Regions from separate parts of the Homo sapiens genome. Here regions 2, 3 and 4 are each linked to region 1. The links are chromatin contacts, found by Hi-C or POLR2A ChIA-PET in ENCODE. All regions are on one chromosome and are shown on one strand. Each heading gives the region's core, a stretch centred on a gene start or an enhancer-like site at or near the end of the contact. The rest is flanking DNA. Distances are from core to core; before and after follow the strand shown. Region 1 holds the start of MYCBP (MYC binding protein). Region 2 holds the start of HPCAL4 (hippocalcin like 4). Region 3 has its middle 24 kb from the start of PABPC4-AS1. Region 4 overlaps MACF1 (microtubule actin crosslinking factor 1).

Region 1 (4,006 bases), core at 1-2,500:
CGAACAATCTCATTGGTAGGCGGGTTCCCACAGATCTTCAGATCTAAACAGCGGTTGGCTTTTAGACATTATATATATTATCAGAGAAGTAGCCTAGTGGTCGTGGGGCACAGAAAAAATAGATAGGGGCAGCTCTAAAGACCAGCTGTTAAGACAGACAACTGCAAACTCATTTAAGCAAGAGAAAAACAGCTCTAATTCGAGATTGTGAAGCAACACTTCTAAATTCAAAGACATAGAGTTGTCAAATCAGGATTTTTTTTTTTTTAAATGATATCCTTTCGAATGTAACTGATTTTGGGAAAATCACATGTTCAGAATTGAGGCTAAATGGTTTGATCAGGTTTTCTCTTTGAAGAGACCACAGCCTTAGGAAATGGTTCTTGATCTATACAATTCCACCTTGGACACTGGGTTAATTCTGTTTGCCCCTGGAACACAATCACGTAAGTTTCCTTCTAGACTGGCATCCTGATGTGTCTTGAGTATAATCACATGTTGCTACCTAGTAAATAAAATCTTAAGAAGATCCGTGGCTTTCCTTCACCAGTTCATAGCATCGTGATTCATTGCCCGGATTGGACTCGACTCTACTCACTGGACATCTAACCACTCCACTTAATTAACAATACCCACCCTACAGGGGTGTTGTAAGGATTAAAATTTAAAATACCCGTGTTTTCTACAGTGCCTGGCTCAAAAGCTACTGCAAGCTCGTTACTGCTCATCCTCCAGAGGCCCACATCAAGTCAGCCACGACTCAAGGAGACTCCAAAGATAAAAGCTGAAGCCAAAATATATGATTCTAAACACCCTCCTCGGCTACTGCAAAGCACTGTGAGCACTTTCTCAGGACGAGAGCCAAGAAGCCCAGCACCTATGGGTCACCACAGTTTCCGAGGTCCCAGATGAAAAAGATGCGCTCGCTACCACCGTGCGGCGGTCCTTTCTCTCGCAATAGTCTCAATGCTCCCGGGCCCTGCCTCCGGACGCCAGGACAGAGGTACCAAAATCTCACCTCCTGCAAAGAAACCTAATTGCTACGGGGGCCGGAAGAGGAAGAGGTGCGGCTCCGACAGCCAGAGGGGCGGGCATACGCAGCCTCCCTCGGCTCAGCCTGCTACTGGGGATGCAGAGCGTCCTGGTCGCCATGAAAACAGGCCACACCTCGGCGATCCCGGCCGGTGGTTTGCAAGTGCGCAGGCGCGCGCCCCCTTCCGCGCATGAGCAGTGCTGCTCCCAACCCGCCAGTCGCGGTCTCCGGCGCCAGCTACGCCGCTGCCGCTGTCACTATGGCCCATTACAAAGTGAGGGGGGCGCGGCGTGGCTGGGGGCATGCGGGCGGTAGCAAGCCGCTGGTCGGCTCTGGGTGGGAGTGGGGTCGCGCGCGCAGGTTTGGGCGGGAGGGCCCCGAGGTAGTGAGGCGGAGGCGGGGTTGCCGGACTCCCAGCGCCTTCTTCCTGCTCGGCTCCCGGGCTCTGGCCACTGACCCCCGGTGTCTCTTCAGGCCGCCGACTCGAAGCGTGAGCAGTTCCGGAGGTACTTGGAGAAGTCGGGGGTGCTGGACACGCTGACCAAGGGTGAGCCTGGGCTAGGAGAGGGTACCTCGTGCCCTCGTCGTGCTCCCCGGCGCTGCCCCGTTCCCCAGCGGGCCGTAGCGTGGGGAAGGAGGGGAAACAGATGGGGCCCGTCCGGGGTCCAGCGAGGTGGGCCTCGGGGTTCAGCAGGGACCTGGCTGCTGGACGCCGCCCGGGTGGGGTAGCCTAGCTCCGCTACCCTTCTCCGCACCGGGAGTGAAACTCTTGCAGCTGTTGCAAAGTCTCTTCAACTTCCGTTGCTTTGCCTCCAGCAGCCGCAGTGGACATGTTTGCCAAGGACCTTCAGATCCCAATTCCTCCCACCTTACGGTTTTTATGGAGTCCTCAGAATCTTGTTAAGAAAGTTTCCCTCCAACAAAGAGCAACTGGAAAAATGACCGAATTTCCAAGTGGGCTATGAAGTAGCTGAGTGAGCCTAATCCCCAAAGTAGGAGATTCATAGCGAATTTGGCTGTGGCTTTTCAGCCCCCATTCCTTAGTCTGTCTGTGTCAATTCTTATTTTGTGTATATTTCATAAAGTAGAATTACAGCTTAAAGAGCTCGAGGGCATATCAAGGTGGTTACATTGTTTTCACTTTTTAAAATGAAAGCTTACTGTTAACGCTGTATCTCTTCATTCGTGGCTTCAAGATCTAAGTTAAGTAGATGAGTAAAGTGTTGGAAACAGGAGGATTTCAAGGGGTAGGGTACAGTTTACTTTATTGGCTTAGCACTAATTTGAATGCCTGCTATGTGTCACTCAACTCACTGGGATATTCAAGGGTGTAGAATGGAATTGTTCGCAGGGATGAGGACTTGGGTCATATGAAACTAGGAAGTTTGGGAAGTGGGAAATAAATTGGTAACTGCCCTTTGGACAGAAGCAAAGTTTAGAGGAAAATTCTAGGAGCATAACTCCTGGGTCTTAGAAGAAAGAAGGCTAGTAATTTTGAATTGCTACCTATTTGGGGTTCAGATAATAGTTTACCTCTTTGCAAATAAACTTCAGCAAGTCTTAAGGGACTACTCTGTGAAAGTACTGTGCTATGTTGTCTCTGAAAGTGTCACAGATGCTTTGAATGTCATTCCGTCTAAAAACTCCTTACGTTCATTTCTTTCATTTAATAATTTTACTCAGGTGTCTGTTCTGCACACTGGAGATAAGCAGGGGAGGATAAAAGTCTCGGCTCTCATAAGCTTATATCCTAGTTGAGGGAGAGAAATACATAAATAAATATGTAGTGTCAGCTAGTGGTAAGTGGTACAGATAAAAATACAGCAAAGTTAGGGATAAAGAGTAACAGGTGAGGCCAGGCACGTGGCTCATGCCTGTAATCTCAGCACTTTGGGAGGCTGAGGTGGGTGGACTGCTAGAGGCCAGGAGCTCAAGACCAGCCTGGGCAACATGGCAAAACTCCCATCTCTTAAAAAAAAAAAAAAATTGCTGGGCATGGTGTGTGCCTGTAATCTAGCTACTGTGGAGGCTGAGGTGAGAGAATCACCTGAGCCCAGGAGGTCAAGGCTGCAGTGAGTTGTGATTGTGCCACTGGGCAACAGTGACACTCTGTCTCCAAAAAAAAAAAAAAAAAAAAGTGACAGGTGGGATGTGTGTGTCATTTTATATAGGGTGATGGGGGGAAGGCCTTTCTTAAGAAGTAATTTTTGACCAGAAACCTGAAAGAAACAGAGTTTCAGGAAGTCTAAGGAGGCCAGAGTGGTTGGATGGAGCAAGTGAAAGACTGAATGGTAAAAGGCAGAAAAATGACAGTTGTAGGCGGTAACTGACTACACAGAAGATGTTGCCCAGGCTGGAGTGCAGCGGCATGATCTCGGCTCACTGCAACCTCCACCTCCGGGTTCAAGCGATTGTGTTGCCTCAGCCTTCCAAGTAGCTGGGATTACAGGCATGTGCCACCATGCTTAGCTAATTTTTTGTATTTTTAGTAGAGAGGCGGTTTCACCACATGGGCCAGGCTGGTCTTGAACTCCTTACCTCAGGTGATCCGCTCACCTCAGCCCCGCAGAGTGCTGGGATTACAGGTGTGAGCCACCGCCCTCCACTAGAATTTAACCTCTCAATCTCCTTAGATTTCCAGGCTCCTAAATAACATCAGCCAACACAGTATTGATGTGATTTATTAAAAATTTGATTTTCAGCTCCAAACATAGGTGCTTTACACAATTCTATTTGTTTTTTTTTTTTTTTTTTTTTTTTTTTTTGAGACGGAGTCTCGCTCTGTCGCCCAGGCCGGACTGCGGACTGCAGTGGCGCAATCTCGGCTCACTGCAAGCTCCGCTTCCCGGGTTCACGCCATTCTCCTGCCTCAGCCTCCCGAGTAGCTGGGACTACAGGCGCCCGCCACCGCGCCCGGCTAATTTTTTGTATTTTTAGTAGAGACGGGGTTTCACCTTGTTAGCCAGGATGGTC
Region 2 (4,006 bases), core at 563-3,062, 820 kb before region 1:
TTTCCCCCTGCTCCTCTGGACCTCTTGAGCCAGCTCCCACATTTCACAGACTGGGAGGCCCAGAATGAGAAGGGTTTTGCCCACGGTCGTAAATGGAATCATTGGCAAAAATGAGACTCAATGTTAGCAATATGAACTTGGGTCAGTCAATGTTAGGGTTTCAGATACCACTTCTAGTAACCTGTGCTGCCTCTCCCCACTTCTTCACGCCTTGGATTATGGTTAACTGTGAGCAAGGGGGGTTCTCGCTCATCTCTGGGTCCCCAAGACCCAGAGCTGAGAAGGTATCAGAGAAGTGAAAGAGTTAGAGCTTCAAACACCTGTCTTTCATGAGTCACCAACCCATAGTGCCAAGGACGCGCCTTCTCCTACAGCTGCAGGTTCCTTGGAGCCCTCAGCCCCCGCTAAGGCCGCAGAGAGAAGGCATAGTCCGCAGCCTCGAAAATGGTAGAGCAAAACCGTTTCAAGGGGCAACGGGACAGGTCCTAAAGAAAAGGGACGTCCACGGGTTCCTCCCCCAGCGAGCCTGGCCCAGGCATTTCTGGGACCAGCTCCAGAAGCCTCGCCCCCACTCGCGGCAGGTCTGACCCCATCCTCCATCGCCCCGCCCAGCCCACCTCTACCTTCGCCGCGCGGACAGAAGCCCCGCCTCTCACCGCTGCTCTTCAGCGTCCGCGCTCCGATTAGGCCAATCCCCAGCCGTCCGCCCCGACTTTCGACAGATCCTTAGAAGTCCCTGCCCCGCACGTGGCCCAGCCCGGGGATGTCTGGCTCCCCTTTTGCCCCCAGTTTGGCTTAAAAGGGTTCCTTCCCACAGCCTTGTGTCAGGAGCTCTCAGACGCCAGTGCAGCCCAGGCGGCCGGCCCGGGCTGTGGGGAGACCCCCAAGTGCGGGGAGGAGGTGTTGCCGGGGCCCTGAAAGCTTCCAGACCCGCTCAGTGTAAACCGCCTCGGGTTTGTGTCAACATCCGAGGCCGGAGACTGGCGGCGGCTGGGGACCGGCTCCGTCTGCGGGACGGGAAAACGGGAGGGTGGGGAATGGAGGATCCATGGCTAGGCATAGGGGTCCTTCGGGGGAGAACGCGAGAGGCCTCTTGGGGGTCCATGAGAAAGGAGGAGGGCCCGTCTGGGGAGGGACCGGAATGAAGGGCCAGAGGGGTGGCTGGAGGGAACCCACGACTAGCGCGGGGCTAGGTAGAGGCTGGGACTTCGCCACCCATACCGCGCTCTCCGCGCGCAACCAGCACCCTCCTCTCTGCCCCACGGCGTGAGGGGAGTGGATGCGTGGGGAGGGGGGACGCAGAGATGTGGACTGCTGACCAGCCACCTCCTCCCTCTCCCACCCAGCTCCTCCCCAGCTCCTCTTTGGCCCCTCCCAATTTCGGGTGGGATATGGGTGTGGGGGGGGGTCTCATCTTGTGACTCATCCCCTCTTCCGCCCCCACCCATGCTGGGGCCCAGGAAAGGAAGCTTAGAGATTCGGCTGTGGTTCTCCCGTTTCCATAGCAACGGTGAGGTTGTTTTTGAGAATCCACTTTCATCGTCGACCCTTTCCACCCCAGACTTGTAAGCCGGGGGCTGAGCCTCAGGGCAGGGGTGCAGATGGGGGTGCAGCCCTCCCGCTTCCCGGCGACTCCGGGAAGGTCAGCGCGGGCAGGCGGGGCGCGCTCCTGCGGCCGGGCCTCGCCGGCCACCCGGTCCCCACCTGAAACCCCGCCTGCCACTCCGCTCCAGAGGAGCCAATAGCCGTGCAACCTGCCCGGGATGGGGCGGGGCTTATGCAAATAGTGTCGCCTTCGGGAGGCACATAGTGATACAAGAGCTGGAAGGCGGCTCCGGCGCAGACCTTGGAGAGCACAGCTGCCGGCCCGCGAGCCAGCCTCGGTTCCCGCGGCCCGCCGAGGCTCGGAGCCATCCAGCGACCCGGCGACCGGCCTCAGGTAATGCGAGTGGGACCGGGTCCTCAAGGCAACAAACCCACCGGGCGGAGGCCCTGGCCCCCTCCCCCTCCACTCTCCCTTCCCATCCTCATGTCCTGCCCTGATTCACCTCCCTGACCCGTGGTTCCGCCTTAGGCGGCAGCAACTGAAGAGCCCACCCCTGGGCAGGAGACCCCCCACCTCAGTCCAGGCCCATGGGTGCAGAGAAGGAGGCAGAGCCGCCTACTTATCCCCAGCTCAGGTGAGAACAACCATTGCTATGGCCCCCAACATACACGCGCGCAAACACACATACACACACAGATGCACACACACACATCTGGGGGTGTGGTGGCGCTGGTGCTAGCTGGAGGCGCTGGTCACCCTCCCTCCTGTTTGGATATGGGTTGTCTGCCCAGCACCATGGCAAACTCCCACCTCCACGGATAGCCCCTAGCCACTTCTCATCAGGGAGCCCCTGCCCCCAAAGACAGCCTCCCCCTCCACAGAGCGCTCCCTCCTTGTTGTCCCCAGACACTGTCCCCACATCCCACCCCTCAAGCTGACAGAGCCCACAGCATACCTGAGGGGGGGACAATCCCCCTTCCCCAGTTTTTCTCCTCACAGTCTCGACAGCCCTCCCCAGTGGCCCCCAGTGCTAGGCAGAGGCCCCATATTTGGCATCTCTCATCCTGGCGGGAGGATGAACCAAAGACACCACCCCCAGCAGACCACCCATACCGTCAGTCCAGTTGCTGCCAAGGCCCCAACCTCCATACCTCCTCCCTCCCCCCTCACAGCCAGGCACCAAATCCTCTCATTCTGCCTGTCAAATGTCTTTCTAATTTGTATGACTATTTGCTCCCTCTCTCCCACCTTCCTGCTGCTCCGTGGGGACCTTGCCAAGGTGCCATGTGGGCTGTATTGCTCTTGGCCCTAAAGTGAACTATACCTGGAGGGCAGATGAGCTGGGTTCAAATCTTGTACAGCCAAAGTTTGACTTTGGCCAAGTCACTCCCCTCTCTGATCCTTCATGAAAATGGGGAGAGGTATAACAGAGAGGGTAGACTGGGTGAGATGAACTTGAACAGCCTTCTGGCACTGAGACACTCTGGTTCTATGGCTGATTATGGAAAAACAGGATCCTGAACCAAGAGGACATTAAAGAGAGGAGACCTGAGGGGGGCGGGGTTGGTTTAGAACTCACTGAAGACACATTCCTTCTTAACCAGCCTAGGTACAGGCTACCTCCTCCCACACATTCTCCAGGCCCCTTCTATTAGGAGTCCCTCCTAGACCACCAGCCCATCCTGACATGGACAGCTCCAAATTGTAGGTGGCCAGCTGGGATTACTCTTTGTTTGTCATCCCCTGCCTCTCATTAAGAAGAAGAGGGAAAAGACCTGGTTGCTGCTGCTATTGCTGCTGCTTGGGGAAGAGCAAAGGGAGGAGAGGAAAGAGAGAAAAAATCTCCTGACCAGGGAGCTATTGTCACCATGGCAACCACCTCAGTACCAGCTCCTCTGAAGCTGGGTGAGGGTGTGGGATTATTGCCTCCTTCAGTCCCTCCCATTCAAAGCCTCAGCCACCTCTCCATTCAAAGCCCACAGCCCTTAGCCCTCTTGAAGAAACCTCTGGGCACACTGGGACAATGGTTTTGTGTATGGGACAGTCCCAGCTCCTTCATAGCTGGAGGACAGCCCTCAAGAGGTAAGCAGAGGAGCCTGCCCATGTTCAGCAGGGCCACAGCTCCAGCAGAGCATGTCCCCAGCTGGGTTCTGGCCTTCACTTTGCTGCTGATGGGCTATAGTTGACCTGGGGTGAACCCTTCCTTCCCCTAGGTCTGGGTTCCATTGTCTCTGAAGTGGGTGTGATAGCAGGAGAACACAGATAAACAAAACAGCCTGACATAGATCCAGGGAGGAAGAAGGGGGTTCTGCTCCTCTTACGTAATCCACCAAGAGACATTCATTGAACATCACTGTGTCCTAGGCATTGCCACTGCGTCTCCACAGAGCAGTTCTGTGCAGGCACAGAAGGCAGGGTGGGAACCAGGGTAGGGGAGCTATAAGAGAGAAAAAACCCCTG
Region 3 (4,006 bases), core at 881-3,380, 670 kb before region 1:
GCATAATTGGGTGGGGGAGTCCAAATGTTTATTCAGTTGTCCTAAGACCAGTTTATAGAAAGTCCATCTTTGACCCAGTGATTTAAGATGCCAAGCTTTATGAAATATTTAATTCCTTTATATATATATATATATATACACACGCACACACACACACACACACATATATATGCATATATACACACACATATACATACATACACATATATATACATTTTTGTATATGTGTGTGTGTGTGTGTGTGTATATATATATATATTTTTTTTTTTTTTGAGACGGAATTTCACTCTTGTTGCCCAGGCTGGAGTAAAATGGCATGATCTCAGCTTACTGCAACCTTTGCCTCCCGGGTTCAAGTGATTCTCCTGCTTCAGCCTCCCGAGTAGCTGGGATTACAGGCACATGCCACCATGCCGAGCTAATTTTCTGTATTTTTATTAGAGATAGGGTTTTACCACATTGGTCAGGCTGGTCTTGAACTCCTGACCTCAGGTGATCCACCCACCTCGGCCTCCCAAAGTGCTGGGATTACAGACCCGAGCCACCGCACCTGGCCTATGTATATATTTTAATAGAGATGAGGTCTTGCCGTGTTGCCCAGGCTGGTCTCCAACTCCTCTGCTCAGGCAATCCTCCTGCCTTGGCCTCCCCAAGTACTGAGATTACAGATGTGAGCCACCATGCCTAGCTGAAATACTGAATTTTCATACGTTTCTGGGTCTATTCGGGACTTTCTCTTCTTTTCACCTAGTCTGTTCTATCTATTTGTGTGCCACTTCCACACTTAAGCATTTAGTTTAAATAAAGGTACTATGTACTTTTTTAGATTTGGAGAGCTGGAGTTTGGGGGTGTGTGTGTATTTTATTTCAGAGACAGGGTCTCACTTTGTCACCTAGGAGTGTGCCACCATGCCTAGCTAGTTTCTGTATTTTTAGTAGAGATGGGGTTTTGCCATGTTGGCCAGGCTGGTCTCGAACTCCTGACCTCAGGTGATCCACCCACCTTGGCCTCCCAAAGTGCTGGGATTACAGGCATGAGCCACCGTGGCTGGGACCCAAATGATTATTTTTATTTTTGTAGAGATGGCATGTTACAGAGAGCTGGAGTTTTAATTATCTAGTTAGATATTCTTACCTCAGCACTTTTCTCTTTCTCAATCCCAGAGAATTTTCTCTACATGTGCACCCATTTAAAGGACTCGGCTTCAAGGGAAGCAGCTTCCACCGCATTATCCCCCAGTTCATTTGCCAGGGCAGTGATTTCACAAACCACGGTGGCACCAGGGGTAAGTCCATCTACAAGAAGAAATTTGATGATGAAAACTTTATCTTCAAACACACAGGACCAGGTAGGAACCACTCATCGTGTGGTGACAAGGGAGGCTGGGCGAGGGCAGCTGGCCGTGCAGGGTGGAAGGATGAGCCGTGGTTCTGGCTGAGAAACAGGGAATCTGGAGGAGACCCAGCTACCAGACACAGGAGAACCGTTCAGCCTTGCTAGGGTGGAGTTAGCTTTGGGCTTTGAAAAGCTTTTCTGTTTTTTATTTTGGGTTATTTCAGTTCCCATTTGTCTCCTTTCATTAAAAGAGGAAGAAGCATAGACGCCTGGGTCTGCTCCTACAGGGGTGTCTTGTTATTGTTTTTGTAACTTTTTATTTTATGTAATGTCAAGCTCACGGAAGAGTTACAAGAATAGTGCGATGAACCCCATACACCTTTGCTGGCATTTACTCAAGTTCACCAGTTGTTTATATTGGTGAACATCATTTCCTATTTATTCTCCTTCTGTGTATTTTTATAGACAGTGCGTATTTTTTTAGAGCCATTTGAAAGTAAGTTGGAGAGTTCATGTTCCTCTACCACTAAATACTTCAGCATGTATTTCATAAGAAACAGGGTATTTTTAATGTTACCAGGACATAGTTCTCAAAATCAGAAAACAAACACTGCTACAATACTATTCTCTCAACTGCAGTGCATATTCAGATTTCCTCATGTGACAGCACGTCATCCTTTTGGGGCTTTTCATGGTTGGCACGTGTCCTAGACTCATAGATGCGCTGCCCATCCACCCACACCACACTGCCCTGTTGCCTCACTCACATCTCACGCGCCGTCGCTGCATGCACTCTCCTTCCTCTTGCCAAGGATCCCGCTGCCTCTCTCGTGCTCCTTCTTACGTAGTGCAGAACTCTGTGTGCTAGAGAAAAGCACAGCCCTGAGCTATCTGGTCCCTCTTGAGTTGAGGAGCTCAGGTCTTAAGGGCACCTTGAGCAATGCCCAGTGGTCCTCCCAGATTGCTGGAGGTACTTGTCATCCATCGTCTGACTGGAAAACACGCCTTTTCTTCACTCCTCAGCCCTCCAGCATTGCTTCATACACTCTCCCTCTCAGCTGATGGTGTCGCTTATTTATAGAAACAATCAGAAGAGAACTATTTAGTCTTCCTGCAGCCAGATCTACTCCCCTGCCTGCATCATTCTCTCCTGCCTGGCCTGCTTGCCTTCCTGTGACAATGGTGGCCTCCCTCTTCTCCTACCTTTTGCCCCATGGTGTCTTCCCTCAGTCTCTTCCCTTGTCTCTTCCTCCTCCTAGTCTCTAAATTTTTGGAGGGACCCAGTGCTCACCATGGCTTTTCTGTATCTGTATTCACTCTTTACCTCAATAGTTCTCACCCTTTTACCCTAGCACCTGCCTCTTACAGCTCATGCTCTAGTGTGCTGAGATGGAAGTCACAGCTCTGCACCCTTCCAGTGAATGCCTAATTAAAAACACGGTATTGGCTGGGTGCAGTGGCTCACGCCTATAATCCCAGCACTTTGGGAGGCCGAGGTGGGAGGATTGCTTGAGCCCAGGAGTTTGAGACCAGCCTGGGCAACATGGCAAGACCCCATCTCTACAAAAAATACAAAAACCAGCCAGGCATCTTGGTGAACACCTATAGTCCCAGCTTCTCAGGAGGCTGAGGTAGGAGGATGGCTTGAGCTGGGGAGGCAGAGGTTGCAATGAGCCAAGATTGCACCATTTGGACTCCAGCCTGGGTGACAGAGTGAGACTCTGTCTCAAACGAAAAACCCCACAGTATTATTTCATAGTTGTAATATAAAGGGAAATTAAAGGAAAACAATTTGTAATAACATAATATGCATTTCAGTATTCAAATGCTTGGAAGCAACTACATGTATGAAGTACTTGAACATGTGTACTTCTGCCTAGAGCTGCACTTAGTAGTGTGGACTGATTCAGGTGTGTTGTTTTGGCAGAATCAAAGTAACATGATGTTTTGAAATAGTAAAAATCTCTTGGTAAAATTCTGAGCAAAAAGAAATGAAAAGTGACAGGATGGGTTGATTTCTGGAAAAATTTGATACAAAAAAATAATTCTTTGGATTTATATGGAACATGGAGTTAGGGTGTAGGCTCAGATCATTATAAATAGATTTTTCTTATCTACATGAATGTTATTCAGGGCTTTTGAAAGTCCAGGATTTAGAGTAACTCTCCATTACGTAGGAGACTGCAGGACATCTAGAGTCCCTCCCTGATCCCTTCCTTCCAATGCCAGTAGCACCGTATTACTGACCACCAAAAATAGACTGCAGTTTCTGGTAGCCCCTAGGGGGCAGTATGATACCACTGAGAACCCATGCCCTGGGCAATCACGCCGCCCAGTCCCAGGACTTTCAGTGAAATCACCGAGTTAAGCTTGTCCACATGGGTCACCATGCTGATGGCTCCCTGAGCTCCAGACTCCTGTCCAACCACCTACCTTTCACCTTTGCTGGATATCCCACGAGCATCTCACACTTCACATGTCCAAAATGTGGCCTTGGCCTTCTCCCCCACACCCTTCCTCCCCCTTTTCCCTGTTTCAGTAAATGACTCCACCATCCACTTAGCTGCTTGGTCAGAAACTTAGGCGTCATCATGGACTCCTGCATCACCTGCAGGCCACATCTATCTGACTTCAGGTCATCTCCTGGCCCAGCTACTCTTCACCCTTCCC
Region 4 (4,006 bases), core at 1,507-4,006, 530 kb before region 1:
ATTCTACCTTCCCTCTCCCCCTTCTCAAGTATATCAAGTCCTGGTCAATTCTCCCACCAGGATTTCTCTGCTCACAGACCTGAGTGGTATCAATGACGGAAGAAAATGGGGTGTTGGGGGAGGTGGGGATGCCAACAGCTGAGCCCTACGACCAAACACCTGGGTCCTTTATAGTTGCGCACAGCCAAGGAAACCTGAGCCTCCTTGGACCAGATGAAAAGCATGGGTATTTCAAATCTCAAATAGAAAACACTAGAGAAAAGTCGCTCACAATCCCGTCGTCCACGGCCTTTGGCTTTTAGAAAAGCCACTTGGTCACCTGGTGACTGTTAAACAAAGAAAGTACAAAGGGCAACCCAGGAAACTGTCCACCAGAGGCAGCTGCATCTCTGAACGGGTCCAATACTCTGTTCTATTTGTGATGGCCATTCTCTGATTTTATGAAGGAAAAAAACATCTATTAAAATTCGGAATCTCTGTCGGACCATGTGGTCAATATATACCGCAAAACTTATGGAAAAGTTATTTCTATCCTTTACACAAACAGTAAGTGAAACCAACACCTGGTGTATGAAGATCTGGCACTGAAACCTTGAGCTGAGCCTTAGGCTTACTTAGGGAATCAGACTGGTCCTTGGCAAAAATGAGAAGTGCGCTGAAGCCTGTAATCGGAATTAGGCAACTAAAAGACCTTTCTCTGGTAAAATGCTTTACACTTCATTTCTCACTTCAACAACGGCTGCTGATCAATTCTACCCACTCAAATCCAAAAGACTCTGCCCATCTGTAAACTGAAAGGGGTGGGGAGGCCGACTAGGTTGTGTCTTGACACCCTTTCTAGTTTTAATATTTTTTAGTTCTAAAACTTTTAAAGGCACTGCCCCAGAATCCTGTGTCCTCTTGGTCGTATACTGCCAAGACACTAGAAACCCTGTCCTATGAAGAACAAACAGTGCAAGACCCAATAATGTCTGACCTAGAGAAAGTTCTAGGAGATGTAATTAGCATGAAGTATCTGAAGGGCTGAGACGTGGGAGGAAGGAAACTTGTTCTGGGTATCTCCTTAAGCTGGCACACTAAGATGTGAGATTTAAAACCAACAAAGAGCTTCTCACAGCTATTCAAAGAATAGAGTGTCCCCTAAACTGGTGACTTTCCTGACCCTGGAGGTGTTTGAGCAGAAATTCAAGCAATCACTTGGCAGAGATTTGGGAAAACAGATTTACAAATCTTCTGCAGTTTGTTCAGATGAATTTTAAAGTCCTTTCTAACTCTGATACACTGTAATCCTAAGGACTGACAGCTTACAGATCTGATACTTAACAGTTTAGGGAATCCAGGTTTTAATTTTCCTTTAATTATTCAGCACAACTGGAAAAACTCAGGGAAGGAAAGATCAATTTTACTAGCAAATATCCCTGGCCAAATACATTCACTTAAGTGTTCAGATATCATAACAGACTGTTTAGCATGCCAGGGCCCCTCTGGTTGGAAGAATCTGAGGAATTCTGGCTCTGGATGAAACATGGGTGGTTATTCTATTATAAAGAATGTTTTTTTTTTTTTTTTTTTTGAGTGAGACTCTGTCTCACTCTGTCGCCTAGACTGGAGTGCAGTGGCGCAATCTTGGCTCACTGCAATCTTTGCCTCCTGGGTTCAAGCGATTCTCCTGCCTCAGCCTCCCCAATAGCTGGGATTACAGGCATGCGCCACCGCACCCAGTTAATTTTTTGTATTTTTAGTAGAGATGGGTTTCACCCCTTGTTGGCCAGGCTGGTGACCTGACCTCAGGTGATCCACTCACCTCAGCCTCCCAAAGTGCTGGGATTACAGGCGTAGCTACTGTTCCCAGCCATAAAGAATTATCTTGATGTGGAATCACAAACTTCATGAACAGAAATTCCTTTACTGTTTCCTCACCAAGTCAGGTATCAACCAATCCAGACTTTTCTTAAATAATTCCCTCCCATGTCTATCTACCAATATTCTTACTACTCTCATCAGTGATCCATATAAATAAATAAATGGAGCATTCCTACGACTATGAAATTCAGATTCGAATTACTTATTATCTGCAGTCACACTCTCTCTAATTAGGGTGTTAGGAAAACAAATTTAAATACAACCTAAAGAGAAATTACATATAGTAATCTAATCCTCCCACCGCACCTCCAAAAAAACCCCAGAACCCAAAGCCAAAGAATACTTTCTGAGTGCTTTGCTCTTTTTAAAAAATCATCAGTATGTGTTTAGAAATAAATCAAGAGAGGAAGCACAAGTTCTCCTCCATGTCTTAATTTTTATCTGTTCATGAGTTTCTCCTTAGTTTAGGTATGTGAAACTCTGCCAATAGCCATCTCAGGGACTGAAATAAATACCTGATACAGCTTTCCACCTCTTGTTGCCCTGATAGCTACAAAAAAAAAAAAGCATCTGTTCATTTCACATGCTGTGTATAAACTTTTTAAAAGAGAAATACAGGGAGCTCCAGAGACCCTCTTCAGATATTTCCCCCACCCCTGTAACCACAAACATATGCACTGAAGCCAAATTTCAAATGAGTTTCCGGTTAATTGATTACAGAGTTCAAAGAATTCTCTACTCATTTTGAAATTCCCAAGTACAGAATTTGGTGTTAGATTTTCCTTCAGTGAACTTAGAAGAAAGAAAAATCCTGGCCCTTCCAGCTCCTTCCTGCAGTCTTCCTAATGAAAGACAGCCGGGTGGAGTCTCCTCACACCCTAACATAGCTCCCTTTCCAAGTTTTGGACCTGGCATCCTGCCCTTGTCTGCTCCAGACCTAAAATGCCAGCCCTCTGGGACAATCTGGAGACCCCAGATTCACACTTCCCTAGATTCTATGATGCCTTATCACCCACCTTGATGGGTGCTCTCTCTTGGAAGACTAATTCTGAGTAGAAGAGGATACAGAGGACTGGTTGGATCTTGCTCATTTTAAATCTACACAATGCCTTTCATCTTAGGATCTTTAGATTTTACAAGCATTATTTAGTAGCAAGTAGAAACTCCACAGTATTAGTCTGTACCTGTTGGGCATCAGTCACTGCCATCCTTTGGTACTTTTATTATTATAAACATGGCTACGGAGTGGCTCATAAAGCAACATAGCATGACACGAAGTTTGCTTTAAGTGGGATACTAAGGATTTTGATGCTATTTGAGCTCTCATGTACTCGTGAACCCATGAGAAAACTTTCCACACACTCTGCAGGAACTCTCATGACCCCTGTAAGCCCTTTCCTGCCTGTAGACTTTCCAAAAGACAGTGTATTAATCCCTCTTTTTAGACTAATGGTCACCAAAACCATGGTGATGACAAAATCATGGGGCTTTGCAAGTTAGAAAAGACCTGACAGAAGGGTGGGAAGAAGGAAGGCAGGAGGTATCAGAGAAGGCTTTATGGAGGGAATCACATTTACTCATTAGGATTTCAGATATACAGAGATGGCAAAGACAAATATTTCTAAGTAGAGAGCTGAAGGCAGGACTCTAAAGAAGCAAATTCTGGCTGGGCTCAATGGCTCACACCTGTAATTCCAATACTTTGAGAAGCTGAGGCAGGGGTATCCCTTGAGGCCAGGAGTTCAAGACTAGCCGAAGCAACATTGCAAGACACTCGTCTCTACAAAAAGTTAAAAAATTGGCCAGGCATGTGCATCTGTAGTCCTAGCTACTTGGGAGGTTGAGCTGAGAAAATCGTTCAGCCCAGGAGTTCAAGGTTACAATGAGCTGTAATTGTGTCATTGCACTCTAGCCTGGCGACAGAGTGAGATCCTGTCTCCAAATTTTTTTGTTGTTGTTGTTAATTTTTTTTTTTTTCCAGACAGGGTCTCACATTGTCACCCAGGCTGGGGTGCAGTGACACGATCTCGGTTCACTGCAACCTCCACCTCCCAGGTTTAAGTGATTCTCCTGCCTCAGCCTCCCAAGTAGCTGGGATGACAGGTGTGCACCACCATGCCCAGCTAATTTTTGTATTTTTAGT

What was found. Hi-C counts contacts between places; a loop is a spot of excess contacts on that map. ChIA-PET counts read pairs that join two places held with the same protein, here RNA polymerase II (POLR2A). Pooled maps may share reads with other maps.
Region 2: a map of naive thymus-derived CD4-positive, alpha-beta T cell shows a loop between it and region 1 (6-fold over the local background). The contact joins the promoter of HPCAL4 here to the promoter of MYCBP in region 1. A Hi-C loop is called at or near these places in 1 of 168 maps with a recorded cell type or tissue (naive thymus-derived CD4-positive, alpha-beta T cell) and 5 of 50 pooled maps. POLR2A ChIA-PET finds 5 or more read pairs at or near these places in 1 of 52 experiments (activated CD8-positive, alpha-beta memory T cell).
Region 3: a loop to region 1 is called in a pooled map, with 4 times the contacts of the local background. The contact joins the enhancer-like site here to the promoter of MYCBP in region 1. A Hi-C loop is called at or near these places in 1 of 168 maps with a recorded cell type or tissue (prostate gland) and 3 of 50 pooled maps. POLR2A ChIA-PET finds 5 or more read pairs at or near these places in 1 of 52 experiments (A549).
Region 4: a loop to region 1 is called in a map of naive thymus-derived CD4-positive, alpha-beta T cell, with 3 times the contacts of the local background. The contact joins the enhancer-like site here to the promoter of MYCBP in region 1. A Hi-C loop is called at or near these places in 3 of 168 maps with a recorded cell type or tissue (CD4-positive, alpha-beta T cell, naive thymus-derived CD4-positive, alpha-beta T cell and posterior vena cava), 2 of 37 single-sample maps with no recorded cell type and 10 of 50 pooled maps. POLR2A ChIA-PET finds 5 or more read pairs at or near these places in 1 of 52 experiments (activated CD4-positive, alpha-beta T cell).

Annotation. Positions count from the first base shown.
Region 1 is chr1:38,870,592-38,874,597 of GRCh38, reverse strand. It overlaps MYCBP (MYC binding protein), which reads left to right and starts at 1,250. Exons shown (of 5, transcript NM_012333.5): 1 at 1,250-1,307; 2 at 1,508-1,580. The coding sequence starts at 1,293. GJA9 (gap junction protein alpha 9) reads left to right here. Exons shown (of 2, transcript NM_030772.5): 2 at 1-529. The coding sequence ends at 47. All of the region lies in intron 1 of RRAGC-DT (RRAGC divergent transcript), which reads right to left. The region is part of intron 1 of GJA9-MYCBP (GJA9-MYCBP readthrough); the gene reads left to right. RefSeq lists an enhancer at 1,694-2,216.
Region 2 is chr1:39,689,239-39,693,244 of GRCh38, reverse strand. HPCAL4 (hippocalcin like 4) reads left to right here and starts at 1,812. Exons shown (of 4, transcript NM_016257.4): 1 at 1,812-1,939. RefSeq lists an enhancer at 843-1,433 and silencers at 1,506-1,735, 1,956-2,035, 3,310-3,536.
Region 3 is chr1:39,539,000-39,543,005 of GRCh38, reverse strand. It overlaps the pseudogene PPIEL. Among named protein-coding and RNA genes, the nearest start is that of PABPC4-AS1, 24 kb to the left of the region's middle. Within about 2 kb of position 2,130, at least 13 of the 41 ENCODE cell types and tissues checked have a DNase peak (open chromatin) inside an H3K27ac peak, as active enhancers do.
Region 4 is chr1:39,404,306-39,408,311 of GRCh38, reverse strand. The region is part of intron 58 of MACF1 (microtubule actin crosslinking factor 1); the gene reads right to left. Among named protein-coding and RNA genes, the nearest start is that of BMP8A, 85 kb to the left of the region's middle. Within about 2 kb of position 2,756, at least 3 of the 41 ENCODE cell types and tissues checked have a DNase peak (open chromatin) inside an H3K27ac peak, as active enhancers do.